Regions from separate parts of the Homo sapiens genome. Here all the other regions are linked to region 3. Evidence: chromatin loops called from intact Hi-C (ENCODE). Cell type or tissue: mammary epithelial cell. All regions are shown on one strand. Each heading gives the region's core, and the rest is flanking DNA. Links, peaks and the distances in the headings are about the cores only. Region 1 holds the start of NTS (neurotensin). Region 2 has its middle 52 kb from the start of RASSF9. Region 3 has its middle 260 kb from the start of LINC02820.

Region 1 (10,437 bases), core at 825-8,824, 300 kb after region 3:
TGCCGGTACTTATCCTTTCTGCACAAATTGGCTCACCAAATTTGGGGCCTTCTGTAACACCGTACACCCAGTTTTCCTCAAGGACAACTTAGAAAATTCCAACTGAAATTAAATCAATATTCAAGAATCTTTGAAAGGAAGCATTTTTTCATACTATTTCATTTTGCTAGGAATTTCTCCGAAAGAGGTTTCCTGGATTTTATTATTCACAGATTGGAGAATAAAAATGTCCTTGTGAGAGGTGAGGGAGTGGTAGCTTATTCTAAAACCATCAGGGAGGGATTCTTGGAATTCGATTAATTCATTAACGCATATTGTCAATATTTACCGAATGATTACTATGAGGAGAATTATTTATGTTCTGATAATTTAGGGAAACAAGACAAGAATATCCATGCTTTTATTAACAAAAGACAAAAATAAATGAACAAATAAAGACTTGTAGAGATTGAATGGGGATAGTGGTGAAATAGGTTTTAAAATAAATGGTTGTATCAGTCAGCTATTGCCACAAAAATGGTGTATAACAAGTGACTCCAAAAGTCAATTACTTTAAAGCAAATTATTTAACTCTGTTCACATGTCTCTGAATCAGCTAGGGTAACCCTGCTTTAAGCTCGGGAATCTCTCCCTTACATTGCAGGTGTGCAAGTCAGCTGGGGCAGCTTTGCTCCATATGTCCCTCCTCATTTTGGGATCATCTGAGAAAAGAAAAGAGTTTCTCATGGCAATGGCAGAAGAGAGAAAGGGAAAGCCCTATGTGTCAAGCACAAATCAAGTCTGTCTTTTTCTTATGTCTACTAACATCCCACTGGCCAAAGCAAGTCTCATTTCCTAAGTTAAAGTCAAAGAGTGAGGAAGTATATTTCATCCACTCTGGGAGGAGTAAGGGAATGAATATTTGATGAACAGTAATCACAGTTTTCATTGCAGATCTTTAACAAAAAAGCTTAGCATGTTGCACAAAAGCCAGAAGACCAATGTGCTTGAAACATAGGAACAGAAGGGGAGAATGGTGGAATATGATGATAGAGAGGAAGACAAAACCCACTCAGGTAGCATAGGCCATCATCAGGCATGACAAGAGGAAACCTTTAGAATGTTTTAAGCAGAGAATGACAGGAATAGATTTACATTTTTAAAAACTTTTCTGGAGTTTTTGAAAGCTGAAAGGGATCAAGGTTGTAGGGAGACTACTCAAATGGTTATTATGGCAGCGCAGGAGAAAGATGGTGGTGGCTTGGACTTAGGTGGCAAAAATGACATAAGGAAAAGTAGTTAGATTTGAAATATATTTTGGAACAGACCTGCACCCCAGGGGGTTTTGCTAGCTTGGAAGTGGAGGGGAGAGAGAAACAATGTAAATGGATTCTAGTTTTTAGATCTGTGCAACTCAGTAAATCATGGTTCTAATAATTGAAATGAAAAACTCTAGAGGGGCAGAAGATTATTAGAAAGATGTTTGGAGGAATCAAAAGTTTTACTTTAGACAATAAGTCTGCCTAATGAAACTCCAAGTAGGGCTGCTAATGAGGTGATTGCATATACAATTTGAGTAGTCAGAGATACAAACTTGGAGGTTATTAGGAAATAGATAGGATTCAAAACCATAAGACTTATCAGATTCACTGGGAAAGCACAGTAAATTTAAAAAGAATCATAAACCCAAGGAGTATGAATAATATAAAACCATTACATTCCAAATTTAACATGTAATATCTTCTTGAGAAAAAGAAAAAAAGTGTTTCACTGAATTTGCTCCTGATAGACGGTAGCTCAAGTACATCTGCTCTGTTTCAGGTATTGCAGGTGCTATGGAAATTTTCTTAGACTTTGTAATATTAAAAAAGAAAAGAGAAAGTTTTCTTATAATAAGAATTTGTCTCATTTATTACATTAGATAATTACACTAATTTATAAAACTAAGAAACATGAAAGAAGAAATTTGTCAGGAACATTTTTTTCTGTAATACTTTTATTTTGGTCTTATTCAAAAGGGAGACCTATAAGGAAAACTACCTGAGCATTACACATAATGGGTGGTGATTTTGTGAGTATTTACATTTTTTCCTAGACACGAGAAGCAAGATTATAGGTGAAGTCAGCAATGGCTGCAATGTGGAGCATGGTTAGTTAAATACAGTAACTCATTAACATGTAAGTCCCAAGCAAACCGTATTTTGTAATTACGGTTTAAGTTGCAAAATATGCTTTGACTACAGAAGTCAGTCATCAATTTTTCCAGGTTAATTACCTATATGGATGCAATAACAGAGATAGGAAGAGCTGAAAGGAAATGAGCTAGGAATTTGTAAGGATTATGGGCAAAGCAAGGTTACATGCAGATTGGGAAACTGAACGTTTGTTTACATTTACCTAAATCTCCAAGGTTGGGTTATACACATCCTATGTGGGTGTATGCATGCACACATCCATCTGTATTTCTAGAAAATATACTTTAATTGAACAGAAAAATCAATTGGGTTCACAGACTTTGACATCATTATTTGTTCAGATGAATCAGAGTTACAGCTTCAAATGATAGACTCATTTATAGAAATGGAGCAAACTCACAATTTATCTAAACATTCAGCTGATGATTGTACATGATCCAAGGACAATCTTCTTGAATGATTTTTTTAAAGTTAACATTTCCAGTCAGAGAGGAAAAGGATGATGAGAGAAAAGGCTGAGAAAACTGACTATAAAAGCTCACATAAAATATGAAGATTAATGATAACAAAAGAGTGTTAAAAGGTGTGGCTGAAAGAAACATTTAAAATTAAAACATGGAAAGGGCATGTAAGAAATTAAACGTAATCAGTATTTTCATTTAATTTAGTAAGTATGTATTGATCACTTATGGATTATAAACCTTAGAAGTCAGAATGTTCTCCTTCTAGCAGTTTACAGTTTACCATAAACTGTATAAACAAACTACGGAGCATTTAACAGAAAACTAGGAAAAATAGAAGTAGACGAGACTACTTTCAGGACTCAAACTTGGAAATGTTTTTGTTGATTAAGCCATAAAATACAGGATGATCATAGGAAGGTGAAGGGGAGATTCCAGGTTGTAAAAACACAACAGGCCAAGTTTCAGGTATTTAGGTTACCAAAAGATTGGAAAATCCTGGAAGCTGTTAATGAGGTATTAAAGTCACCAGAGCTATAGGAAAAAACCATAAGGAACTGAAAAACCAACCCTTGATCAGTTGGTTCCAGAGCTTGCCCTTCTCCAAACAAAATAAGCTTACAGACCACTCTTTCTAACTGCCAATTCTTCAGGTGTCTCTGTTGATTATTTTCAGCAATTACCTAATAAAGGTCTGACATAAGTAACAGTACAAGCTTAGAAATCTACCTACTTTAGAGATGTTGTAATCAACAGGTACCTAACAGGTAACATCCACTTAAGAAGGCCAACACAGGAATATTATTAAAGGACAATGCTTAAAATCTTTATCAGATATTTTAAGAACTAGGTAACCCTTAGAAGGATCTAAGGTATGCCGGGCATGGTGGCTCACGCCTGTAATCCCAGCACTTTGGGAGGCCGAGGTGGGCGGATCATGAGGTCAAGAGATCGAGACCATCCTGGCCAACATGGTGAAACCCCGTCTCTACTAAAAATACAAGAATTAGCTGGGCCTGGTGGTGTGCCTGTAGTCCCAGCTACTCGGGGGGCTGAGGCAGGAGAGTTGCTTGAACCCAGGAGGTGGAGACTGCAGTGAGCCGAGATCACACCACTGCACTCCAGCCTGGTGACAGAGAGAAGCTCCATCTCAAAAAAAAAAAAAAAGAAAAAAGAAAAAGGATCTGGGGTAAAAAGCCTTTAAAATAAAAACAGTTCACCCATCTCCATAGCAAGGTGTCTACAATCCTGCATTAAAGGCATCATTTAGGAAGTTCGTAGGGTACTTTTTAAGTGGAAAAATACATACTTAACCTTTATCCCTACAACAAATTGTTTTATTGGTTTATGTGTAGCTTGAAGGCATTAGATTAGAGCAAGAAACAAAAAGCCTAACACATTAAAGAAAATACCAATTAGAGGTCAAAGTTTATCTACATCATAATTTTACCAAAGTTATACATCTTTTTTCCCCAAAAGAAAAGTAGCATATAGCATCTATTTGAATTTGAATTATTTGACATAACTTAATGTTTCCCCTATTCTTGAATATTTATCACATATCTCAATTTTCACATTAACAACTAATATCCATGTTATATATTTAAAATGAATTTCCATTAATTCTTCTCCCCCTTTTTTCTAATTAATTAGGGATCAATTTTGTCAACATATTGAAGAAATCATCTGAGGAAAATAAGAATCACATTTCCTTTTTACTATTAGACTGCTATCACACATTTTAAAAGATCATTCTTTGTATTTGCAATTCAAAAGCAGAGAAAACAACTAATTTAATTATCATGCAAAGTATATATAATTTTCCCGATTTGTTAATCAAAGTGGCTTTAAGAGGATTCTGTCACAAAGATGCTCTGATAGTAACAGGAAAGTAAGCACAAATCCTCACTGAGACTCTGTTAAGTGAAAACCAAGTGTTTCAAGCTTCCATTGCTCCCCCTAATGGTAGGAAAGCAGAAAACATCTAGACGTATGTATTTCACATTTGTCAACTAAATACTTTACAGAAACCTTCCTCCATGTGAGTATGTTCAATATTGTGTTTTATGTAAGTTCAGAAAACAAACTAAAAGTAATAAATATATCAGTTATTATTAAATTTCTGGTATTATATGAAAGACTCCTTGCTATTCTAAGTAATTATTAAATGTTTGGATTTAATCGCTTTGCTTAAGTTTTGGGTAAAGGTGAAAAAGTTAAACTCATAGATTGTATAATATAAATCAATTATCTATAGGAACCAATCCTATTTTTTCTCAACTGTTACTACATGATTGATTTATTTAAAAATTAAACAAGACTCAGACAACTTTACATTCAAATATTCACATCTCTAACAGCACTGACTTGTCAAATTACCCCATGTATCTTGAAATGCTTACTACAAGAAGAAAGTTTTACTCTAAAAGGCATTTTGAACAATTTTCTTTTGAGAACTCAGACAAAGAATGGGTATCAGTGTAACTCATGAAATACATGAAGACTATCATAGAAAAGTGACTTTGGTGAATGGTGGTTATTTAGGATTGTCTCCTTTCCAAAAGTACAATCTCTTTTTTTATGGTGAAAAGAGTATTATAACAGGGAAAGAAAGCCGATGCAATAGTAAAAACTGTTGAGAAGGGAATTATACAAAGAGTGAGACATGGCATCAAGAATGAATTCAAAAAGAGCAGAAAAATATAGGCATAAAAAGAGATAATGTACAGAAAAAAAGTCAGTGATACAACAACACAAATTTTTACCTGCTAGAATGTAAGTAATTTAGAGCTGGATTTTATAAACATGAAATTGTTTTTCTAATACATTCAACCAAAAGTCAGCACACATAGTTCAGTCATCTCTCATTACTTACAATAAAATATTTTCTATTTGTTAGGAAATAATATCTTATTCCCTGGATCTATTATTTCTTTTTATTGATTTTCTTTCTATTCTCTAAACTTAATTGCTTAATTTTTATAACTGATTCTCTGTCTCTATTCCATCTTATTCCAGCATGGATTATTTAAAACCTGTATTAGTTTTGGAACCACTAAACATTTGCTCAGAAGTTTGAATTACCAGAGAAGCACCCTAACTCTTCAAGAACTTCCAAGCCTAAGGAATCACTGATTTCATGCATTCATCCTGGAGATTTTCCTTAAAAATTAGAAATAACAGATCTCATGTTTCACAAAATCAAAATGACAACTTTTGGAGTGGGGGAATGAGAAGTGGGAAAAGGATGATACTGGGGGTTCTTTGTCAGTATGCTGTATGTATGCTGTATGTCAGTGCAGTTGAATGACTCCTTCTGTGCGTCAGAAATCCAAAGCAGCAGCAGCAGCAATTAGGGAAGATCGTCACTTTCACTCAAGGTTCAGAAATGGGGGAGGAGAGCAGGGGGGACAAAGGAAAAGGGGAGGAGAAAGCAGGGCAAAGAGGGGAGGGATGGAGGTGAAGATAGGGCACATCCTGCAAAGATAATGTCTGTACAATCAATGACATCATCCTCCTGCTTATATATATAGGGGAATGGCCAGAGCACCTCTCATAGTTCACTCACTTTCAAAGCCAGCTGAAGGAAAGAGGAAGTGCTAGAGAGAGCCCCCTTCAGTGTGCTTCTGACTTTTACGGACTTGGCTTGTTAGAAGGCTGAAAGATGATGGCAGGAATGAAAATCCAGCTTGTATGCATGCTACTCCTGGCTTTCAGCTCCTGGAGTCTGTGCTCAGGTAAGCAAAACAGAATTTCACAACTCCCTGAAGTGATTTCTTTTTTCTCTTTTGCAGTGTGTTGCTACTTATGTTAATGTATCTGGGGAGAAGAGTTGCTCCCTTTTATTCAGGATTTACCTTTTAGTGACAGAAACTGAGTATCTCTTTCTCTGCCTTTATGATTACTGAGAGATGTATTTTCTCTTTTAAAATCTGCAAAGCAATAAAAGGGATTTCAATGAAACACTGCACGACCTCCTTTGGAATTCAACAACTAGAGGGAAAAAAACCCTACAAAACTTTCAATTAGGCTGATCATTATCTAATGAGAAATACAGAGGCAGTGGCTGTCAACCTGCAAACCCATCATTAAATCCCATTCCATTCAAAATGTTTTACTCTCATCCTCATTCATTCTCTTAGGAAGCGGTGGCCCTCACGCCCTTGTAATAGTCCCCGTATTATTTTCTTGTTTGTGTTAAGATAACAAATAAAGTGAAAATTGATACTTAGTGAAAAATGAAGCATTATTTGTAGAAAATTATTTCTAGAAAAATACAAAAATATTCCAGATCCTTTTTGAGAACAGAATTTGCATAGTCTAATAAGTGTGCTATTAATATAACTGTTTGGCATTTTTTCCATGCCATTTAAGTTAATACAAAATACAATTGGAAAATTGGTATTCTTATATTGATGGAAATTATTTGACTTTAGAGTGTTTTGCATGTGGTTTGAAAGAAGTTATATAGTCCTAAGTATCTACGAATAACTCACTTTGAAAATAAGACTTAAATTGAAAGGTATAACATGAAATATTACAACCATTGCAAAAGGCTCTACTTAATATTTAAGAAATATTACAATGAACACTTCAAAGGGAAAAGAACACATTAGGAAGCAAATGCAGCAAAAATAATTTAACCTGTTCTGTGCTTTTATGTATCATAAATATGACATGGAAATGTTTAACTCAAACTCATGCTATCATTTGATTTAAATTATGAAATTAAAATCTAAGAAGATATAAATGTGATTTATACAAAATTTTAAATTTATTTTAATCATCAGAACATAACTTTCAGCTTCTACTTTTTAAATCTTATGAGAAAAAACAAACTTTTCTATAATTATGATTTTATCTGAAAGTTATATGAGATTAAAGATTCACATACTTCTGGAAGAAAAACTGGGTTATTGATTAAGCACTGTGTTTATTAACTTGAAACTACTTGTTGTAATAATGCAATAGTTATAAGGATTTTGGTATACATTGTTCATAAATTCCTAAAACAGATTATGTCTCTAACAAATAGTGAGAAAAGATCTCTTGTATAATTTAGGTTCTAGGTAAAATTAAGCCAATGGGTTCTCCAATTGTGGCATTTCTTTTTACTGAGTGTGTAGTACAAGGAAGATAGAGTCATTTTTAACTTTATTTTTATTATTGTATAGTATTTTCCAAATTTTCCTTCTCTGTAAAATATTCATTAACAGAAACTTGGATAGAGTTTTTTAAAAATCCAGAGATCCATTTTCAATGCTGTTGTACATGTGTTGTTGAACAGCTCCACTTTTGCTTTAAACAATTTCCTTAAATGCCTATGAAAAAATTGAGGATACATAATTTTGAATTCTCTTAAAGTACAATACAATTCTTTCAACGTGTGTTTTGTAAAAAACATCTCAAGTTAAGTAAACCTCAGTATCTTTATTATTCTAAAATTATCAGTAAGCAATTCCCTTTGGTTTTGTCTTGAAAAAGTCTCTTGTATAGTCTTCATTATGTTGTGTTTTTAAATGTTAATATGCATATTTTCTATATATGTAAACTGTGGCTGGTAAGAAATAAGCTACTCTAGCATATTTGGTAAAATATGTGTTATACAATGTAATCACATTTTTAAAGCCTGAAATTCAAAGATTAAACAACTCCCAGTGATCAATAGCTGTCTGAAAAATAATCATATGCTTATTTTCTTAGAAGTGCTTCTACTATTTTAGCTTCCTATTATGCTAAAGTATAACTATAATTTGTTTTTTAGGATTACTATTTTTAAGAAAATACATAAGAAAGACACTAACCTCTAAGATTTTTTTTTAGATTAACCTAAAATCTGTAGATTATGATATAATTATATGATATGTAATTATAGTAAACCTGATTTTGATTTTACTCAGATTCAGAAGAGGAAATGAAAGCATTAGAAGCAGATTTCTTGACCAATATGCATACATCAAAGGTAACTTTTTCTTTTCTTTAACCCTGAGTTGAAGAACATATGAACTTTCATTATAAACATGGTATCCTTTTCCCATAGTAATAACTTCTCATCAAGATTGAAAAGTTCCTTGAGAGGCATTTCCTTTTTGAAAAAAAAAATTTCTTTTAGTTAAAAGAAGTTAAAGGTGTTGATATGACAGGCAAAGAAATTATAATTCTATCAATCAGCATGTTGCAATTTTAATTAATTGCCACACATATTTACTTGCCTGTAAATGTTTTTAAAGGAACTTGCTTCCATGCCTTTTACATTGGGTATGATGAAAGGTATATTGGTCTCAAGTTAAATGAAAACAAAGTGAGCTCTTTGCCTTTTTTATTATATTGGGGGAAATAAAAAGGTGTTCCTAAATTAGAAATAAAAGTTCATGACAACCTGCAAAAGAAATGTAGTATAGAGGGGATAGCAATGGACTGGTAAGCAGGAGCATTGAGATCTAATCCTGAAACAGTGACTTATTAAATATTTTATCTTTAGCAAGTGGATTAGTTCACCTTGCTTACCTGTGTTTCCTTGTTTTTAAATGCAGGGATTGCAGTTCGTAATCTTCTAGACATTTACCGTTCTACAATGTATTTAGGAATTACTAAACTGTACTCTTCATTGTATGTCTGGATTTAAATTCTCCCTATAACAAACATGTTATTTTTACATGTTCTTTTTTTTTTTTTTTTTAATTGAGCCAAATACAACTTTGTATCCTGGGCCCTATTACTCCTCTATTGGGGTCTTGAAAGCCAGTTTTTAAAATTCCAATCTGTACCTAGGAATACGTTCTGGGGTACATGGGCAGGATGTGCAGGTTTGTTAGATAGGCAAACATATGCCTTGGTGGTTTTCTGCACCTATCAACCCATCACCTAGGTATTAAGCCTAGCATGCATTAGCCCTTCCTCCTCCACTCCACCCTCTGACAGGCCCCGGTGTGGGTTGTTCCCCTTCCTGTGCCCATGTGTTCTCATTGTTTAGTACTCAATCAGAATACCAATGGCTACAACCTCTTCAGTTCAAAAATAGACAACTGAAGTTAATAGTCCGTGTTAGAAAATGGGATAAGTTAGGTGTCTTGGTGTCTTGGTATAGGTTTACCTAATTCCCAGATGCAAGTTAATACATGAAGGTTCTATATAATCTGTGATGCTACCCATAACAATTATTAATGTGTGGAATGCATTACTAGCCTCATACTTTGTAATTGTCCACATTTAATAATACCATCTTTGTCACTGCTCCATTACATGTTAAGCTGAAATGTAATAGAGACAGAATAATTTTTTATTTTTAATTTTTCATCTGTGATATATATATCATTTATATATTTCTGCCATCATTTTAATTTCCTTGCTTTCTTACTTTGCTCTGTGTGTACACACATAAGTGCATGTATATGTGAATATAACTATTGCATTTTATTAAACAGAAGTTATGAGATATTGGCAGTATACAACTTTGTGAACTGATGTTACTAAATAAATAACACTATATTTATTAGACTGGAGTAGCAATTAGACCCTAAATGTGATGGTTTAGCACACTAGGAATTCATTTCTTGCTCATGTAACACAAGTTTTAATTGCAGGGGTTTTTTTAATATATTTCAGATTAGTAAAGCACATGTTCCCTCTTGGAAGATGACTCTGCTAAATGTTTGCAGTCTTGTAAATAATTTGAACAGCCCAGCTGAGGAAACAGGAGAAGTTCATGAAGAGGAGCTTGTTGCAAGAAGGAAACTTCCTACTGCTTTAGATGGCTTTAGCTTGGAAGCAATGTTGACAATATACCAGCTCCACAAAATCTG
Region 2 (10,437 bases), core at 1,182-9,181, 210 kb after region 3:
AAAACAAAACAACACAAAAAAGTCGTTCTTCCTAATTCATTTTATTATCCAAGAATATGGCGCTATTCTGTTCGCCAGGACTAATCCTCTGTATGCATTTGCATCTCACTGTTCCTTAACTTTCTCCAGGACTCTATTTTATTGGTCTTCTTTCGATTACATGTTTAATCTTTTTCTATTTCTTACTTCCTTCCCTTCAGTTTTAACTGCTCATAGGTAAAAAAATCAGGAAATATCAAATTACTTCAATTCATTTCTTTCTTCCTCAGCCCCCAGACCACTTCTTTTCCAAAAACTAGTTCGCACAAACTAGCTCCCCTTTTTCAACACTCATTCTCTCAATTAATTATAATATGATATTCACCTCATTCCTGAAAGTTAATTCTCTAGCCAGCAGTTAACTTCCTTTTCAACAAACCTGAAACCTCTTTCAGTTCTCATCCTAATTGTGTATGAACAGTTGGCCTATTGAGTATCCCTGCTTATTTGGCTTCTTTTCTTGTTTGGCCCTCAGGATCTTGCATTATTCAGTTTTTCCTACCTCTCTGTGGTCTCCTGTTTGTCTACTTCGCTGATTCACGATTCTACAGTGTGTATTTACATACTCCACCACCTGCTGATCTCATTCATATCCATACCTTCAATTTTCATGCTCTATGGTATTGCTTCTTAACTGTGGCTGCATACTGGGAAGATTTTTAAAATTATTAATGATTATATTTACCCCCAAGTATCCTGATTTAATTGATCTGGGTATAGCATATATATTGGGATCTTTATAATCTTCTTAAAGTCATTATAATGAACAGCCTAGGCTTAAGTCACTGCTCTGTGGATTTCTCTTGCTTATAGCAATTGACTTTTCAATTCAAACAATGCCTCGAAATCAACAAATCTGAATCTGTAATATTTTATCTGTTTGTGATCATACTAAGTTCTGATGAATTTACAATTTTATATTATTTTTTGTCTTCTAGCTCCGCTATAACCGACATATTCAAATGCTTTCTTACAGATAATATTACTGAGCATCTCATATATTTTGTTCAATAACCCCAACCGTAGCGACCTGTTAATGCCATATTGCCTCCTGCTTAGACTTTTACAATTGTATCTATTCAGTATACCTTTTCAGAATAATATTTTCAGAAAACAGTTTCATCATATTATTGCCAATTTGTTAGCTACTAAAATTAAGTACAAGCTCATGCAATATTTATTTCTCACTGTCCCCAAGCCTGTTTCATTTAACAAGTCTAGACTCCTCAGATCTTTTGCTTCTTCACTCATCTTTTTATCCCATTGCTTATACTGTTTTTTTTCTCTCTCTCTTTATGTTCAACTTTCCAAGTCCATCGGGGACCAAAATAAGATCTTTGATTTAGTTTCAAATCTGATCTTGTTATAGTGGGAAATTTTCTTATCCTCTTTTGGTCTCAGGTTGGTTGCTTGGGTTTTTTTATACCGGTAAGGTTGAGATGACATCTTTCTCTCAGAGTTTGAAATTGAAATACGATAGTAATTGCAAAGTTCCTAGCTAAATATTAGTCCTCAAAAATGTTAACTACCTTTCCTGATTTTTCCTTCCATATAGTTCTAAAATTTGTGTTGTTATTTTTTATCATCTTCACTCAACTCTTTTATGGTTGTGTGTTTTGCCTCCTCAACAAGCTCTTAGGGACTGTGCCCCGTCTTGAATCATACTTCTTTTGTTACTACCACATACTTAACATGTATTATATTCATTGTAGGGCTCATCAAATATTTGTTGAATGGGTTTTGCTAAATAAATTACAAAATCTTCAGAGTACAGATCAAAGTTTTGTAAGTCTAAATTACGGAGGATTTTTGTGGGAGCTTCTAATTTGTGGCTGAAAGAACAGAGCCAAATAACTTCCAGTATTAAAACACACACACACACACACACACACACACACACACACACACACAGAGACAGAGAGAGAGAGAGAGAGAGAAGAAAAAATAAAACAAGGAAAGGAAAAAATCAATTAAAATAATTTCTGGAAATCAAAATGCAGATATGGTTTAAAACTGGATCTTATTCTCTGCCTACAATTTTAACCATACGGAAATGCTGGGAGAAAAATAACTGATGTGTCTTAGTTTCAACATCACTAAAATGTAGGTAAATTGTTTTTAACTTTCTTTCATATGAGTTATGATGGTTGGCCAATGTCATGAATGAAATATACTTTGAGGTTTCTGTAAAGCATCAAGAAACTGCTGTATTAAAGTGAGATTATTACTGTATATACTATAAATATTGTGTAGGTGTGTTTCTTCCAATATTTAGAATATTCTGTTTCTTCTTCTAATTTTTTCAATGTTTCATTTCTCTTTTTTACTTCATCAAGACAATCAAAGTACAAGTGCTGCACATTAAAAATATACAAATACATCACTCACACCACATCAACTCCTACAGGCAAAAGGGCTTTTACTAAACATTACTCCTCTTCAAAGCACATAATCACAAGCTAAATGTATCAAGAGCCATCTGCTGGTCCAATGTAGCCAACTCCAATTAGCAAGATGTCTATTAGTGTCTATATTTCCAGGCCACTGAAGCTGAAGAGCTTGCCAAGGCCTTCTTGCCACTGGTTGAGGTGGAAATGGTCTGCTCCAAAGCCACCAAGGGTGATGCTTAGAGCCAGAGCAATAGACCACTTATAGCCTCCAGCCCAATTTCAGTGCAGCATTTTGAAAAAAGTAGTTACCCAAGTCATGAATGTGTTTATCATGTATTTGGCAGCATAATGCCGTTGAGGACAGGACCTCATGCAGCTGGTAGAATTGAAACATTCATATTCTGTTTCTGGAGGCTTCCATCAAAATCAAGTCATGTTGATGAGAAAGTTACTTTGGGATTTTAACTCCTAATCAACACAGGCAACAGAAGGTTTCACTGTACAGTCAAAAGTGACTAGCTTCCCATAGACACAGAGGACATTTGTTGTGCAGTCTATAAATTCTGCAGAATACCTGCTACACAAACCATTGCTTGAACATAAAAGGTGTAATTTCGGTACTTTCACTGCCCAACAGGAAGTAGCACTCTGAGAGTAAAAGCAGCACATGGCACAGGCAGTGGGGACCCCACAGCTGAGCTGTTAACAGCCACCCATAATTTTGTTTTCTTAGTCATAATTGTTTTTGTTTTCATATCATTTATTATACTATGATCTACTCTCCCTCCTCTGACTCTCTTTGCTAAATGTGCTACCTGAAGTTCAGGTCTATCCAAATTCAGCTTCCTCGCCCATCCTCAGTTGTGCGTTTTAGGTTACAGACGAAACCTCAGGATGTCTTTGTTATAATTAGAGTACAGTCAACTCTTAATTATCTATGATAATGGATTACTGGGAGAGCCTGAATAAACAAATTGGTTTGAAGATTTGTCACCTTGAGTGAACTCTGTCTCCCATGCTGTCCCTTGGGAGTGGTAGCAAGGGTAGGGTGAGGGAAACAGGCGGGCCAACTCCTCACAGTGACTCATGCTCCAGAGGGTAGCTTCACAGATAACTTCTGGAATGTCCCTGTGTCACTCCTCTCTTAAAGATGAAAGGATGGAAAAAACTGAGAGCCACTAGCAACAAACATTTGTTGAGTGAATGAATGAATGAATGATAGGATTTACTTGATGTGGTTCCCATAAAGAAGAAGTCTCATCTTTCACTTCCATCACCAGTTTGGAGTGACTAAATGCACTCACTGAAGAAACACTGTGGTAGTGCAAAGACATCACTAAGAAGGCTCTACATAGATGAGGTACATTTCTGTCAGTGCTTATAAATCATGGGCAATTTAAATATATTCACTGCAATAAAGCAACAGACCAACAAGGAAACATTTTAAAATTAATGCTATATAAGGAATAATGCTTCTATAAATATTGCCCAATGTTTATAATATTTATATCCATTTCTTTTTTGCTACTTTGGAAATAACTGGTATTTTCCCGTAGGAGATACACAGGAAAATGTGAACCGTTTGTTGAAACAGATGAAAAGATACAGATCTTCTAATTGTGCTGCTAGTTGTCAAATGACTAATGAATTTGAATTCAATCAATGTTCATTAAACATTTGTCAATTGTAGGCATTTTTCTAGTGACTGAGCATGAAGAGATAGTTCAACAAAGATAAATAGGATATTGCAACTGTCCCTTCGTTGTTTCTATGGATACCTGGTGTGAGTTACAGGAGAATTAAACTCCAGACTCAAGTTCTTCCTAGGCAATGTGATACTTTCTATGCATTTTTTTTTCTAAGAAAGAGAATATTATAATTAAGGAAAATGTTATAATTTAGCTAAAGCTGAGTGTATTATTTTTCAGAATTAAGACAGTAAGTATTGCATTAACAGAGAAATGTGAGGAATCCACTTTCCTTGAGGCAACTTGAAGAAGAAAAAAAGCACTCTGAGAGTTCAAAGGTCTTAATTTCAGTAATAATTTCACTATGAACTATCTAAAAACCTTCAGTTGTCTGGTATTCTTTTTGATCTTGTAACATGATGGATTTGGAGTACATAAACTTATAAATTCCTCCCAGACCTAACTTAAAAAAGACTCTGATAAAAGAAAGATTGAATTTCTGAGAAATACATGACAAAAATTAACAGATCTTGGAGACATTGAATATGAGTAGTTGGTAGAGTAATGAGTCTAAGGAGATTCTGAAAAGGCCAATTTGAATAACTGATGTCTGGTTAACAGAGTTAACTGTTAAATCTCTCAAAATGCAGGCAAAATGAGGAGAAAGCAGCAGCCAGGTGATTCACATATTTGACAATTGAGCACTGATTGCTTAGGAAAGCTATCATCAATCTTTTTTTCTTGTTTTCTTTTCCTGACTTGTGTATTCTTGTTCTAACCACCTAGAAAAATTTCCTTGGCATTATGCATAAAAACTCGTTACTCACTTAGCATGGACAAAGCAGACACTCTTCAAGCCTCATTTAATTTGTATCTATGAGGAATGATGAACACTAAGCATGGGCTCTAATTATAAATTTAAGGTAGTGGGGTAAAGCTTAAATTAGTGACTACCCCTGAGCCTAGCTAATGGTGGTATTAGGTGCAATAAAGTGGAGACAAAAACTTGCAGAGCCAGTTTCAGCTGAGCTTCCATGGTGACAGAGACCTTCACAAAATGCTGTTAAGTCTGTTTGTAATGACACATCGTTGCATCAGGCTTTGAATATTTAACTCATATCACATACTTTAACTTCATTAGATATGAGAGTCTGCTTTTTTGTGTATGTATGAAAAGTCTGAAAGATTTTAAGTTCAAAATAAGCAGATAATTTTTTATTTTTATAGTAATTAGAGGATTCTTCATTCTCAGTCATTGCAATTCATTATTTTGTGTGTGAAATAATGGCCATGTAATTTTCTACCTAAGAATGATATATTACTTGTATATCCAACATGTTCATTGCTAAAATAATCCTTTTAAAATTATACATTAAGATAAAGGTAGGATCTAGTCTCTTTCCAACTGTACCATATTCAAAATGTAACTCCTTACATGCCAAAGTTCAGTCATAAATTGCCTCCTCTCTAGCTTAACTAAAGTGAAGTAATATTAGAGGAAGATGGTTAAATGTTATTGATGATTATTCACAGATATTAAAAAATGTTATAAATGTTTCTCAAGATTTCTGGAAACTCACCCCATATATTAGGTCAAAATCCATGTCTAAAATGCATCTTAATTTAAATGCCATTTGATCCTTTTTAAAACTGTTTTGCTTTAAATTTGTATAATCTGACTACCTCCATCTTCTTCAGGCTCTGGAGTTATCTTTCTTTTTGATATATAAATAAAGCCACTTGAAGCTCTCCTCTCATGTGTTATAGGTAATAAATGTTCTAATATTTCCTACGATTACCAAATGGAATGGAAATTTGCTGCTTCTATCTTTTTCATTTAAATTTCTTTTCCTATATCAGGTTTTTTCTTTTTAAGAAATCACGGTGGGAGATTGTTGTTAAGTTAAATTGACATTTTAGGAGGTTCCGAGATGGAACAGCTCCACTCTAAAGCTCCCAGCATGAGTGAGGCAGAAGACAGGTGATTTCTGCATTTCCAACTGAGGTACTGGGTTCATCTTACTGGGGCTTGTCGGACAGCGGGTGCAGGACAGTGGGTGCAGCGCACCAAGCATGAGCTGAAGCAGGGCAAGGCATCACCTCACCCTGGAAGTGCAAGGGGTCAGGGAATTCCCTTTCCTAGCCAAGCAAAGCCGAGACAGACGGCACCTGGAAAATCGGGTCACTCCCACCCTAACGCTGTGCTTTTCCAATGGTCTTAGCAAACGGCATACCAGGAGATTATATCCTACGCCTGGCTAAGAGGTTCCCACGCCCATGGAGCCCCGCTCATTGCTAGCACAGCAGTCTGAGATCAAACTGCAAGGCAGCAGTGAGGCTGGGGGAGGGGCACCCGCCATTGCTGAGGCTTGAGTGGGTAAACAAAGCCGCCAGAAAGCTCAAACTGGGTGGAGCCCACCGCAGCTCAAGGAGGCCTGCCTGCCTCTGTAGACTCCACCTCTGGGGGCAGGGCATAGCCAAACAAAAGGCAGCAGAAACCTCTGCAGACTTAAATGTCCCTGTCTATTAGCTTTGAAGCAAGTAGTGGTTCTCCCAGCATAGAGTTTGAGATCTGAGAATGGACTGACTGCCTCCTCAAGTGGGTCACTGACCCCCGAGTAGCCTAACTGGGAGGCACCCCCCAGTAGGGGCAGACTGACACCTCACACGGCCGGGTACTCCTCTGAGATGAAACTTCCAGAGGAATGATCAGGCAGCAACATTTGCTGTTCACCAATATTAGCTGTTCTGCAGCCTCTGCTGCTGATACCCAGGCAAACAGGGTCTGGAGTGGACCTCCAGCAAACTCCAACAGACCTCCAGCTGAGGGTCCTGACTGTTAGAAGGAAAACTAACAAACAGAAAGGACATCCACACTAAAACCCCATCTGTACGTCACCATCATCAAAGACCAAAGGTAGATAAAACCACAAAGATGGGGAAAAAACAGAGCAGAAAAACTGAAAATTCTAAAAATCAGAGTGCCTCTCCCCCTCCAAAGGAACGAAGCTTCTCGCCAACAATGGAACAAAGCTGTAAGGAGAATGACTTTGACAAGTTGAGAGAAGAAGGCTTCAGACAATCAAACTTCTCCGAGCTAAAGGAGGAAGTTCGAACACATCGCAAAGAAGCTAAAAACCATGAAAAAGATTAGACGAATGGCTAACTAGAATAACTAGTGTAGAGAAGTCCTTAAATGACCTGATGGAGCTGAAAACCATGGCATGAGAACTACATGACAAATGCACAAGCTTCAGTAGCCAATTCAATCAACTGGAAGTAAGGGTATCAGTGATTGAAGATCAAATGAATGAAATGAAGTGAGAAGAGAAGTTTAGAGAAAAAAGAGTAAAAAGAAATGATCAAAGGCTCCAAGAAATATGGGACTATGTGAAAAGACCAAATCTACGTCTGATTGGTGTACCTGAAAGTGACGGGGAGAATGGAACCAAGTTGGAAAGCAATCTGCAGGATATTATCCAGGAGAACTTCCCCAACCTATCAAGGCAGGCCAACATTCAAATTCAGGAAATACAGAGAACACCACAAAGATACTCCTCGAGAAGAGCAAGTCCAAGACACATATTTGTCAGATTCACCAAAGTTGAAATGAAGGAAAAAATGTTAAGGGCAGCCAGAGAGAAAGGTCGGGTTACCCACAAAGGGAAGCCCATCAGACTAACAGTGGATCTCTCGGCAGAAACTCTACAAGCCAGAAGAGAGTGGGGGCCAATATTCAACATTCTTAAAGAAAAGAATTTTTAACCCAGAATTTCATATCCAGCCAAACTAAGCTAAATAAGTGAAGTAGAAATAAAATACTTTATAGACAAGCAAATGCTGAGACATTTTGTCACCACCAAGCCTGCCCCACAAGAGCTCCTGAAGGAAGCACTAAATATGGAAAGGAACAACCGCTACCAGCCACTGCAAAAACATGCCAAATTGTAAAGACCATTGATGCTAGGAAGAAACTGCATCAACTAATGAGCAAAATAACCAGCTAACATCATAATGACAGCATCAGATTCACACATAACAATATTAACCTTAAATGTAAATAGGCTAAATGCTCCAATTAAAAGACACAGACTGGCAAATTGGATAAAGAGTTAAGACCCATTAGTGTGCTGTATTGAGGAGACCCATCTCACATGCAGAGACACACATAGGCTCAAAATAAAGGGATGGAGGAAGATCTACTAAGCAAATGGAAAACCAAAAAAGGCAGGGGCTGCAATCCTAGTCTCCGATAAAACAGACTTTAAACCAACAAAGATCAAAAAAGACAAAGAAGGCCATTACATAATGGTAAAGGGATCAGTTCAACAAGAAGAGCTAACTATCCTAAATATATATGCACCCAATACAGGAGCACCCAGATTCATAAAGCAAGTCCTTAGAGACCTACAAAGAGACTTAGACTCCCACACAATAATAACGGGAGACTTTAACACCCCACTGTCAACATTAGACAGATCAACAAGACAGAAAGTTAACAAGGATATCCAGGAATTAAACTCAGCTCTGCACCAAGCAGACCTAATAGACATCTACAGAACTCTCCCCCCTAAAATCAACAGAATATACATTCTTCTCAGCACCACATCACACTTATTGCAAAATTGACCACATAGCTGGAAGTAAAGCACTCCTCAGCAAATGTAAAAGAACAGAAATTGTAACAAACTATCAGACCACAGTGCAATCAAACTAGAACTCAGGATTAAGAAACTCACTCAAAACCACTCAACTACATGGAAACTGAACAACCTGCTCCTGAATGACTACTGGGTACATAACAAAATGAAGGCAGAAATAAAGATGTTTTTTGAAACCAACGAGAACAAAGACACCACATACCAGAATCTCAGGGACACATTTAAAGCAGTGTGTAGAGGGAAGTTTATAGCACTAAATGCCCACAAGAGAAAGCAGGAAAGATCTAAAACTGACACCCTAGCATCACAATGAAAAGAACTAGAGAAACAAGAACAAACACATTCAAAAGCTAGCAGAAGGCAAGAAATAACTTAAGATCAGACCAGAACTGAAGGAGATAGAGACACAAAAAACGCTTCAAAAAATCAATGAATCCAGGAGCTGGTTTTTTGAAAAGATCAACAAAATTGATAGACCACTAGCAAGACTAATAAAGAAGAAAAGAGAGAAAAATCAAATAGATGCAATAAAAAGTGATAAAGGGGATATCACCACAGATCCCACAGAAATACAAACTACCATCAGAGAATACTATAAACACCTCTATGCAAATAAACTAGAAAATCTAGAAGAAATGGATAAATTCCTGGACACATACACTCTCCCAAGACTAAACCAGGAAGAAGTTGAATCTCTGAATAGACAAATAACAGGCTCTGAAATTGAGGCAATAATTAATAGCTTACAAACCAAAAAAAGTCCAGGACCGGACGGATTCACAGCCGAGTTCTACCAGAGGTACAAGGAGGAGCTGGTACCATTTCTTCTGAAACTATTCCAATCAATAGAAAAAGAGGAAATCCTCCCTAACTCATTTTATGAGGCCAGCATCATCCTGATACCAAAGTCTGGCAGAGACACAACCAAAAAAAAGAGAATTTTAGACTAACATCCCTGATGAACATCGTTGCAAAAATCCTCAACAAAATACTGGCAAACCGAATCCAGCAGCACATCAAAAAGATTATCTACCATGATCAAGTGGGCTTCATTCCTGGGATGCAAGGCTGGTTCAACATATGCAAATCAATAAAAGTAATGCAGCATATAAACAGAACCAAAGACAAGAACCACATGATTATCTCAATAGATGCAGAAAAGGCCTTTGACAAAATTCAACAGCCCTTCCTGCTAAAAACTCTCAATAAATTAGGTATTGATGGGACGTATCTCAAAATAATAAGAGCTATTTATGCAGACCCACAGCCAATAACATACTGAATTGGTAAAAACTGGAAGCATTCCCTTTGAAAACTGGCACAAGACAGGGATGCCCTCTCTCACCACTCCTATTCAACATAGCGTTGGAAGTTCTGGCCAGGGCAATCAGGCAGGAGAAAGAAATAAAGGGTATTCAATTAGGAAAAGAGGAAGTCAAATTGTCCCTGTTTGCAGATAACATGATTATATATCTAGAAAACCCCATTGTCTCAGCCCAAAATCTCCTAAGCTGATAAGCAACTTCAGCAAAGTCTCAGGATACAAAATCAATGTGCAAAAATCACAAGCATTCTTATACACCAATAACAGACTAACAGAGAGCCAAACCATGAGTGAACTCCCGTTCACAATTGTTTCAAAGAGAATAAAATACCTAG
Region 3 (10,437 bases), core at 894-8,893:
TGGAGGACATGCTATTGTTACAAAATACTGAATTTGATTAACATTAGTGGTATACTGAAAAATAGATTTAAATTGAACAGAATCAATGTCCTAAAGATTGAAATATGTCTTAACATCTAGGGACATTAAGAAACATATTCACCGTCACTCCATATAATTGAAGACATCAGTGTCTTTTTATTCAATGTAGAAATTATTATATTTTCCTTTGTAGTTCTTCATTTCATTTAGTCCTACTCTAAGCAAAAATAAAAGCACACTGTGAAAACACTTTAAAACATATAGCATTGTTATGGGTTGAACTGTGTCCGCCCAAATTCATATATTGAAGTCCTCACTCCTTTGTACCTCACAATGGTACTTAGAGTCTTTATAGAGGTTATCAAGTTAAAATAAGGTCATTAAGGTGTCCCCTAATACAATATGATTGATATCTATTTAAAAAGGGAAAATTTGGACACAGAGATGTATACAGAAAAAAAATGTGAAGACGCTGAGAGAAGACATCCATGTATAAGCCAAGAAAAGAGCAGTTTAACAGATACCTCCCTCACAGCCCTCAGAAGAAACTGACCCTGCCTTTACCTTTTCTCTGGCTCCTAATCTTCAGAACTATGAAAAAGTACATTTCTCTTGGTTAAGTCATCCAAGTTGTGGAACTTTGCTAAAGCAGCTCTAACAAACTAATGCAAGTTCTTTAAAATTGTATTATCTTGTGCTTATTAATATCATCTGGTTCTTCACGGTAACAGCAACTTTTGAAATCAACAGCTCCAGGAGACCATACCGGCATTGTCCAATGAGACATAGTCCTCCCTTCTACCTGGATTATTACTTATTGATCATGTCCTACACTCCGTTTGCCCTCATGGGCTTTGATTCCTTAATGTAGAAATTGTATACATAGCCTAGTGATTAAGAGATTTGGGGCCAGACTTTCTGAGTTGAAATACTGACTGCTTTATTTGCTAGCTATGAGTTTTTATGCAATTTACTTTGTCTATGTGCTTTACTAGCTGCAAAATTTGTGAGGCCTACTGCAATAGGATGATGTGGGTTACCTCATAAGAAATGCAGGAAAAAAGTGACATTAAATGTAACTAAAAATTAAACAGTTTTTAAAAATTTATTAATTATAAAATGTAATAGAGAACCATGATACATGAATAAAAACATAAATTTACAAACGAAAAACATTTTGGTGTCATAAATTTATGTAATATAACAAATAGTGAAAGATAAACAAAATATTGAAAAACAGATTTAAATTGAACAGAATCAAAGTTTTAAAGATTGAGATTTGTCTTTGTATCTAGGGATATCAGGGAACATATTCACTCACCAGGATTCTATATCATTGAAAATGTCAATATCTTTTAATACTTTATTAATGTGGTATCTTGATTAATCATAAGATTTTTCTGGATCACTTCTGCAAATTTGTTTATTAAGTCATCAAAACTTATACTTAAATTTTCTAAAAATATGTGTGAAAGTGACATCAATTGCTCTTGAGAAATGCAACGCCACAAATAATTTTCTATTTTGAGAAGAATATTTTTGGTAAACTACTAAAGCTATGTAGAGTATTTATGACTCAATACAAATCTATTTTATGTATTCTGAGTTTAGTTTTAAATTTAAACTTACACAATATTATTTTAACACTTCTTCAGAAATTCCCTGTAACTTGTAGAATCAATTTAAGAAACTAAAAATGGATTCATTATATATATATATATATATAAAGTTCAAAATGCCTGGTAATGCATTTTATCTTCGTATCTTCAATTAGGAGAGAAAATTTAATTTTAGAGTTGCTTTTCTTATTAATTTTAAAGTTATCTTTATTCCAAAAAGATAGTGGACATGCAAACTATTTTTCCTTTAGGAGAGTATGAGAGGAAAAAGCAGCTGACAAACATACTAAGAAGAAAACATCTGAAATTTTAATGAATTTTTAAAGATTAAATGTAAGTTATCCTGAGAATTTAGTTTATTTGAAGATTCATATGGAAATCATGTTCTTTTCTGTTCAATATGGTGATCTTTAAATTTAATTTTTATTTTTAAGACTGTTGATATCTGCTTTCCAATATTGCAGCAGTTTTCAAAACTGGATATTCCAAACACTTTGAAGAATTTTAGCCACTTCCTGGTACGTTTTATTACAACATTTATGTGTAAGTTTTATTTTTTAATTATTTGCTGACATAGTATATTGCCTGTGCATTAACAGTTCTTGTCCAGCCCTCGGTTTAGAGAGTTAATATTTGTGCACAAGCCACAAGGATGGGCTCTGGGGATGGACGATCCAGCCATACTCTCTCCATGGAGCCTAGTGCTGCTGATATATGGAGCCTCACTTCTCTCTTGTGGCTAGAACCACTACTGCCATCTCTACTGCATCTCACCATGGCTCCTAATCTGGACCCAGGTGCCACCTGGTTTTCTTGGGACCCCAGAATACCCCCTGAACTGGCTGAAGCCTATACCTGTGTGATGGGGCACCAGGCCAATTGCTTAAAGCCTAAGGCTCAAAATCCTGAGCCTGCACTTGCATGGACATCCTGAGGCCAATCTCCACCACTTACTGGCTTGCTCTATATCTCATAGACTTTACTTGTAATTCAAAAATAAAAGTATTAGGAATTTCTAGGTGGCAATAGCAGATTCTTTTTAAAAAATGTATTATTGATATTTCTTCTTTTAAAACTCATACTTTAAGTTCAAGGGTACAAGTGCAGTTTTGCTACATAGGTAAATTTGTGTTGTGGGAGTTTAAAACTAAGTGTGGGGCCCTTCTCAGAGTAATGCCCTATACTTTTTACTGTAGAGGTCACATGCCTATATACCTTGCCCTGCCCTGTCTGTGTTTGCTTACTGAACTTAAGGTTAGAATGATAATGCCTACGTTATAAAGTTGGTGATGATGCTAAATGAGATTGTAAATATGAAGCGTTTATAACAGAGTAGACCACATTTATAGCAAGCTCTCTGTAAATATAAGCTCTATTATTATTACAATAATGTGTGAGACACAGTCACTGCTTCAGACGTGTTTGTAATCTAGTTAGAGAGACAGACATGTGGACAATCCACTACAACAATATAATAAATAAATATCACTAGGCATTGGGAATATAAAAATGCCTTGTCTACAAGAGATCTATGGAAGTGAAACTGACATTTATATAATTATTGTTTAATATGATTAGTGTGAGCTCTACTTCCACTTAGGATGTAGAAAATCTCAAGACACAGGACAATGTCACTACTACTCTAATATCAAAAAAAGAAAATAGAAGAAAGGAAAAAGAGAAAGTATAATCTAAGAAATTATAACTTTTCTGAGCTCATCAGAGAATTGAGGTTGAAAGACAACTAGGTGAACTGAATTCCAAAAGGGTGACAGTCCCCTCCAAAAAGATGGTGTACATGCCAACTATTTTTCCTTTAGCAGAGTGTGAGAGGAAGAAGCAGCTGACATAAACATGCTAAGAGGGAAACGTCTAAAATGTTAATGAATTTTTGAAGATTAAATTTGGGAAATCATGAGAATTTAGAATTTCTCGAAACTTCAAACATGAGGTACCTCAGCACTTTCTTACCAGCCTTTTAACATGGGCCTCCACTGGGTGCATGTGAGAAAGACTGGGATCAGAGAAAAGAACCTGACAAGCTCCACCCCCTGTGTCAGTGGTGCAGGTATGCAAATGAGACTACAGTATTCAAATGGTGCTGCTGGAGAACAGACATGAAATCCAGACTCTAGGCAGAGGCAAGAATGCTCAGGGTTTTATATTTTTGCAGTAATACAAAGCAAAGCTACTGGGGACAGACAGGAAATGCACTCTTGGCCTAGACCCTCCTCATCCTTACAAGGCAGAGTTCTGGTCGGCAGGGGATTGGGAAGGGTGAGTTGCTGGGAGATATAAGGAATGCTCAGAAAGCCCCATCCTGGAAGGGTAAGTGTACAGGGCTTACCTAAGACTGAGGCTGGAATAAGAGAACTGAGAAATTTCCCGGCTCCTACCATAAGGCCTGCATGAAATAATAAGCAACAGCAGTAAACTGCTGAGATAACACTAGGAACATGGACAAAGACCCTTTCTGAGTCGTCCCTATGCAGGGCTGCTCAAAGCAACCATGCTGAGAAAAGCCTTCCAACACTCTAGATGTTATACAAAGCACAAGATAGCAGTAGTCCTCAACATAAGGACCCAGGATCATCTCCACTGATATTTAGGCCATAGCAGAAAAGTGCCACGAGATGGCACCAAACCTCAAACACTTCCTGAACAGGTCTGGATTACATAGCTGTACTCCTGGACCACCCATTTTTCTAGATGTATAGTCTAGTCCTAGTCATTGAATGTTTCTTGTCTGTCATTACAACCGTGCATTTAATATTAATGTTTTGCCTTTATTATTACTGGCCATTGTGACATAGAATATCTGTGTTTTTTTTTTAATTTGAGTTTTCTAAAACTATGTATTACAAAAGTGGTATGACTTGAGGAATGTTTTATATATGCAATTGGGTTGGAAGAAGTGATCAAACATGCACACAAACAGAGAGAGAAAGAGAGAAAGGGAGAACTCTAAGATGAAATGAAATAAATGTCCTAGTTGAATTTGTCAAATATATATATATATATATATATATATATATATATATATATATATGTGGCAAATACAGTGGCACACAGGAAATGAGATCATATGTCATGTTTTAGTGTAGTTTCTCATGATCCTCAAGAGTCCTCATGGGACATTAAGCTGTCACTAACATATTTGCAGGATCTGGAAAATGGAATTCTTGCTATATCATGGACATCAAGTAAGGATGGCTATTAACTCTCTAATGCAGAACTACATTTTTAAATTTGCATTTACTTTTAACATTTTTATGCATTAATGATCTTGCCTAAATCAATGATTACTTTGGAGATTATAAAATGGTGATTTGTTACTTCTAGGTTTACGCTGTTTCATTTTATCTCATTTTATTTTGATTCCAAGAGAGAAAAAAAATAATAAATGTGCATCATCAACCCACTGGTTTAGCCTGATAACATATCGGTTTAAAAGTCATTAAAAGGGGCCAGGTGCGGTGGCTCACACCTTTAATCCCAGCACTTTGGGAGGCCAATGTGGGCAGATCACTTGAGGTCAGGAGTTCGAGACCAGCCTGGCCAACATGGTATAACTCTGTCTCTACTAAAAATACAAAAAAATTAGCTGGATGGGGTGGCAGGTGCCTGTAAACTCAGCTACTCAGGAGGCTGAGGTGGGAGGTTCTCTTGAACCTGGGACTTGGAGGTTGCAGTGAGTCAAGATCACACCACTGAACTCTGGCCTGGGTGACAAACTGAGACTCCATCTCAAAAAAACAAAAGCAAAACAAACAAACAAAAAACTCAAAAGTCATTACAAGAAGAAATAAGAGATATTTTAGAAGAAAGATATAAAAAAGGCCTTTCCTAATATATATTTGATGATTTTCCAAGAGGCAAGAGTTCAGCTTACTTGTTCTCCTCATTATGTGGTTGGAGGTTGGGTGTATTAGATAAACCAAGGCAGGCATATTTTTAATTTATCACATTTCTTATCTTGGTCTCCGGGCTCTATATCACTTTATCCTCACTTGATCTCACAAAGTCTTCTATAATTCTCTCCTGTGATCCATACAGTACAGGTGCATTTGCCCCTTCTTATTCCTCAGACATATGCCACTTTGCCAGATTGTCATATAGCTTCCTTCTTCTTGTCTTTCATTTCTTGGATTCAGTGTCCTGTCCCTAGACTGTCCTTTTCAGACCATTCAATATAGAGTATCTGCTGCCTGCTCTGTGTTACAGGAGCCTCCTTAAAATCCATGCTAGCATTTGTGATATCTGTTTTTTGTTTTTTTCTTTTTTGGTCCTTTCCTGTCTTCCCCTACTAGAATGTCAGTTCCAGAATAGCAGGTGTCTTGGCAATCTATCCGTTTCTTACTATATCCCACCACCTAGAGTAGGATTGTAAACAGTGTTTTTTGTTTTTTTTTTAATATAAAAGCACCTTTGTTTATTCACTTCTTAAACTTTTACCTTTTCACTTTCTTATTATTAGGTATAAAATATGGATTTACATGTAAAAAAAATATTTAATGGCCCAGGAGTCCTGCTTCTTTTAGTGGCAATTGTAATTCGGTTCAACCCTCTCAGTAAGGTAGATTAAGAAAGTGTGTATCTGCGTATGTGTCTGTGCATGTGCACACATGTGCATTTGGAGTGCTAGGAAGACAATTATAGGACCAAATTCCAAAATAAAAGAAAATGAAACTTAGAGAAACATGAACCTGGTATTTAGCTCAATTTTTTCCTTTAGGAGTATCTGCCAATTCAGGAAGAAGTGGTTGGTGAGATCAAGAAGTTGTTGAGAGTTTTTGGAAAATTCATAGAAATGAAAATAAAAATTGGGTTCAAATTTTGCTAAGAGACATTGGTAATTCACCAACAGTTTTAATTAGGATTCTGATGATCTACACCCCTCAAATAAGGGGAAAATATATTTGCAACTTCTAATTTAAATTCTTGATAATATGAAGGTCACTCTGGTCTATTGATAGCCCTAGACACTTGCATAAAGAAAAATCAACCTACTCTAGAGGATAAGAAAATTATCCTGGACCTTAAATCCTTTTTGCATATTTTTATATTGAACCTTGCAAACAATGAAGAGCAACTGGGCAAATGAATAAACAGATGATGTAGCAGAAAAGAAGAGAACTAGAGAAATAATAAATAATAGTAAATAAGAATCAAGACAGGCCAGGCACTGTGGCTCATGCCTGTAATCCCAGCACTTTGGGAGGCTGAGGTGGGAGGATAACCTGAGATCAGGAGTTCGAGATCAGCCTGGCCAACATAGCAAAACCCCGTCTTTACTAGAAATACAAAAAAATTAACCAGGCATGGTGGTGTGTGCCTGTAATCCCAGCTACCTGGGAGGTGGAGGTTACAGTGAGCCGAGATCACGCCATTGCACTCCAGCCTGGGCAACAAGAGTGAAATTTCGTCCCCCCAAAATAAGTAAATGAATAAATAAAAAAGACCTACTGCAATGGTTTCTAGTAAGCAATGCAATGCATACATTGAAAGCTGAATAATCGCTTTCAGTGCATGCATTGATTTCCAAAAAGAGTAAGTCATAATTTCTTACTCTCCTCCCTCCCCCAGCCCATTTCACCTTTTCTCTATGAAAGGCAACCTCCTTGTTCCAGGGCTTATCCTAAGGTATCATTGTGCTCTTTGTCTCCTTTCTTTCTGTCATACTCTACACATGATTGGTTAGGAAATATTTACTTTTATTCCAAAATATAGACAAATACAGTTGCTAATAATTTCTCATCACATCCACAGCTACCACCTTGCTTCCCTATCTTACTGAATGCTTGTAGCCTCTGCTTACAGTCTTAACACAGCAGTCAGTATAGTCCTATTAAAGCATAAATAAAACCAGATTGCTGTTTGCTCAAAATTTTGCAATAGCCACCCTTACACTCAGACTAAAAGTAAAATCCATAAAATGGCTTACAATGCTCTAAGCCTTTCCAAATCCATGTCATGGCCTTAGAGACAGCTGTATGTCTGTATCATGTATTTATCTTACCCCAAATCTTCTATAATAGTGTGTATCATAGGATGTCAATTAACTACAACTCTGCATTTTCCTATAATATACATGTTTACAGTGAGCAGAGAAGTGTTTTGTTGACACTGAAAAAACTGCAATGAAAACTATATACTGGAAGGTTATATCAATCCTTTTTAAAAACCTTATGATTTTGGTAGCAGAATGATGTTTCAGTTGTCATCAATGAAGAAATTTTTCAGGGAATAGTGGGAAGGGGGGATGGTTACTAGGGGTAGTATGAGGAAGATCTTTGTAGTGCTAGAACAGTTTTTTTTTTTTTTTTTGGAGACGGAGTTTCGCTCTGTCGCCCAGGCTAGGGTGCAGTGGCACAATCTTGGCTCACTGCAAGCTCTGCCTCCCGGGTTCACGCCATTCTCTTGCCTTGGCCTCCCGAGTAGCTGGGACTACAGGTGCCCGCCACCACACCCGGCTAATTTTTTTTCTTTTTTTATATTTTTAGTAGAGACGGAGTTTCAGGGTTTCACCATCATGGTCTCGATCTCCCGACCTCTTGATCCGCCTGCCTCGGCCTTCCAAAGTGCTGGGATTACAGGCGTGAGCCACTGTGCCCAGCCGAACAGTTTTTAATTTTGATTATGTTATACAAATCTTCACATGTAATAGAATTGCAAGAACTAAATACACAATACACACACACATGAATAAGTGCATGTAAAACTAGTGAATCTGAAGAAACTGTGTATGTCTTACCTTGATTGATGGGCATCAATTTCTGTTTTAAACAACTAATAGTTTGCTTTCATCATTTTTGCTTTCATATAGTATTTTCTGATTATATAAATCTCCCTTTGAGCACCAGACAGCTATTTTATTAACCAATTTTAATCTCCTGATAGTCTAAAGATAAAAATAATTGTATATACACAGCTCTTAACTTTTTTTTTTTTTTTGCTTTTGAGTAATGTTTCATGATTAAAGCAATTCCTCATTGGACTCCAGAGAATTCTTTTATTGATCTATTTCAATCTAATGGTGGTTTAAAGATAAATAAGCTTGACTATAAAAAACTGTTTTGGAGCAGAGAAGCTAGAAACTAGAGCACAGCCCTGATTGTCATATAGTTCTAAAGACTTGTTTATCACACTATGTTTAGAGGTACATTTCAATTAAAGATTGTCAAATTTTGGAAGTTGAGCTTTTCCTAAAACATAGGTTCCCCAGAGCTTTCAGGGATCTATTTTGTTGTTGTTGTTGTTGTTTGTTTCTTTTCTTTTTCTACATAAATGCAAGGTATAACTACTTTTTAACTATAATTAATTTTCTTCAATCAAATTAGATTATGTAATTAAACTAAAATTAAAATAATGAAATAGAAGGTAAGACAATGCTATATGACTGTTTATTTTAAACCTTGTTTTAGCAAGATGAGTAATACATTAATAAATCCAACAACCTTGGTTGCTGTCACCGTGACCTGGACCCTCCTAGTCCACATCCTGAATCAGGATCTTGGACGTCACCCACAGTGGAAGCTGTGCCATGTGAGTGGAAAAAATGGAAACCACATTTTGATATTCAGTTCTGAGGAGGAAACTCTTTTGTCAAAAACAATTTGTTTCACAATTTTAATTTCAATTATCTACAGCCTGATAGCTAAAATGTGCTTTCCTTTTGTTTTGATTTGCTGAGGAAGCACAGATCAATCTACATGGCCACATGCACACAGCTGCCAAAACCGTTCCTTATAAAAAGGATAATTTCTACACAATGGGGAGAGCAAGTACATTTCCTGCCCCTCTCAAAATTATATCTGTCTACTTTGGCATAAGAAAATAATTCCCACCTTACTTTCCCAAATTAACATTAAATTTGTAATAGGTGAGCAAATTATATATTTAAATATCATGTATTATAAGACAAATAATTGAAATTTACCTTGATAGCAGTTTGGTTTTGCACAATTTTTTACACATAAATACATTTTATATATATATATCTTTTATATATATTATTGTTGTTTATAATAAACAATATTATAATAATAGAATATTGGTTGACTTCTTAAAACATTTAAGAAAAAAGAAAATCTTAAAAAATAATAAGCCAATTTTTATACAGCTTTTTATAGGTTTTTTGTTCGCAAAATAATGTGATAATATTTTATGTGGAAGACTTATATTCTTGCAATAACATTTACTAAAATTCTAAGTTCCATATACTTACAAAGCTTTTGACACTCAGGGAGATGTTATAAATAACATTAGACTAGATTCAAAATTCTAAAGTTTAGAAAACCATTGTCAATGGTATATTTAACTTGTAAATCTTTTTCTTCAGAAACAAGTTTTAAAAAGCAACCTGCAACTCTTTATATTCATATTTTGTTTAGTTTACTCAGTACATATTGATTGAGTGCTGAATTTTTTGTATGGACAAGTCTGTTCAGTACTACTGACACAGCAATAAACAAGAAAGAAACTTCCTGCCCTCAGGTATCTTAGGACAAGTGGATGTAATAAAATGAAAAATATTAATTGCTATAGAAATACATTGATGTTCCTTTGTGCATTAAACTTTTTATCAAAGTGATTACATGTCATGGTTATTCTTCCCCTTCCCCCTTTCACTTACACATTAAATTGATCTGTTAAAATTGACTGTAAAATCTGTTAAAACATAGGATTTTTTTAGATGATCCCTCTTTATAACACAGACAAAAGAAATAATATACAGAAGACAGTTCATAGAGTTCCTATTCTCTTCCCCATTCCTTTGTGACACAGTCTGTTTCGA

The links. Hi-C counts contacts between places; a loop is a spot of excess contacts. Peaks named below come from ENCODE experiments on the same cell type or tissue, not always from the same donor. Only the 100,000 strongest peaks of a DNase experiment are listed, where the experiment ranks them.
Region 1: a loop joins it to region 3, with 5 times the contacts of the local background. A loop is called at or near these places in 90 of 110 quality-filtered maps.
Region 2: it touches region 3 in a loop (8-fold over the local background); 3 of 110 quality-filtered maps call a loop at or near these places.

Annotation. Positions count from the first base shown.
Region 1 is chr12:85,868,105-85,878,541 of GRCh38, forward strand. NTS (neurotensin) reads left to right here and starts at 6,191. Exons shown (of 4, transcript NM_006183.5): 1 at 6,191-6,372; 2 at 8,536-8,597; 3 at 10,241-10,437. The coding sequence starts at 6,300. In mammary epithelial cell, for the core only: a CTCF peak has its summit at 4,602 (motif pointing left); no DNase peak of the experiment used is centred there; H3K27me3 peaks cover 343 bases.
Region 2 is chr12:85,779,390-85,789,826 of GRCh38, forward strand. It overlaps the pseudogene LOC100129589. Among named protein-coding and RNA genes, the nearest start is that of RASSF9, 52 kb to the right of the region's middle. RefSeq lists an enhancer at 2,972-4,171. In mammary epithelial cell, for the core only: a CTCF peak has its summit at 2,511 (motif pointing left); a DNase peak (open chromatin) is centred at 5,062; H3K27ac peaks cover 1,248 bases.
Region 3 is chr12:85,571,619-85,582,055 of GRCh38, forward strand. No RefSeq gene overlaps it. Among named protein-coding and RNA genes, the nearest start is that of LINC02820, 260 kb to the left of the region's middle. In mammary epithelial cell, for the core only: a CTCF peak has its summit at 4,272 (motif pointing right); no DNase peak of the experiment used is centred there.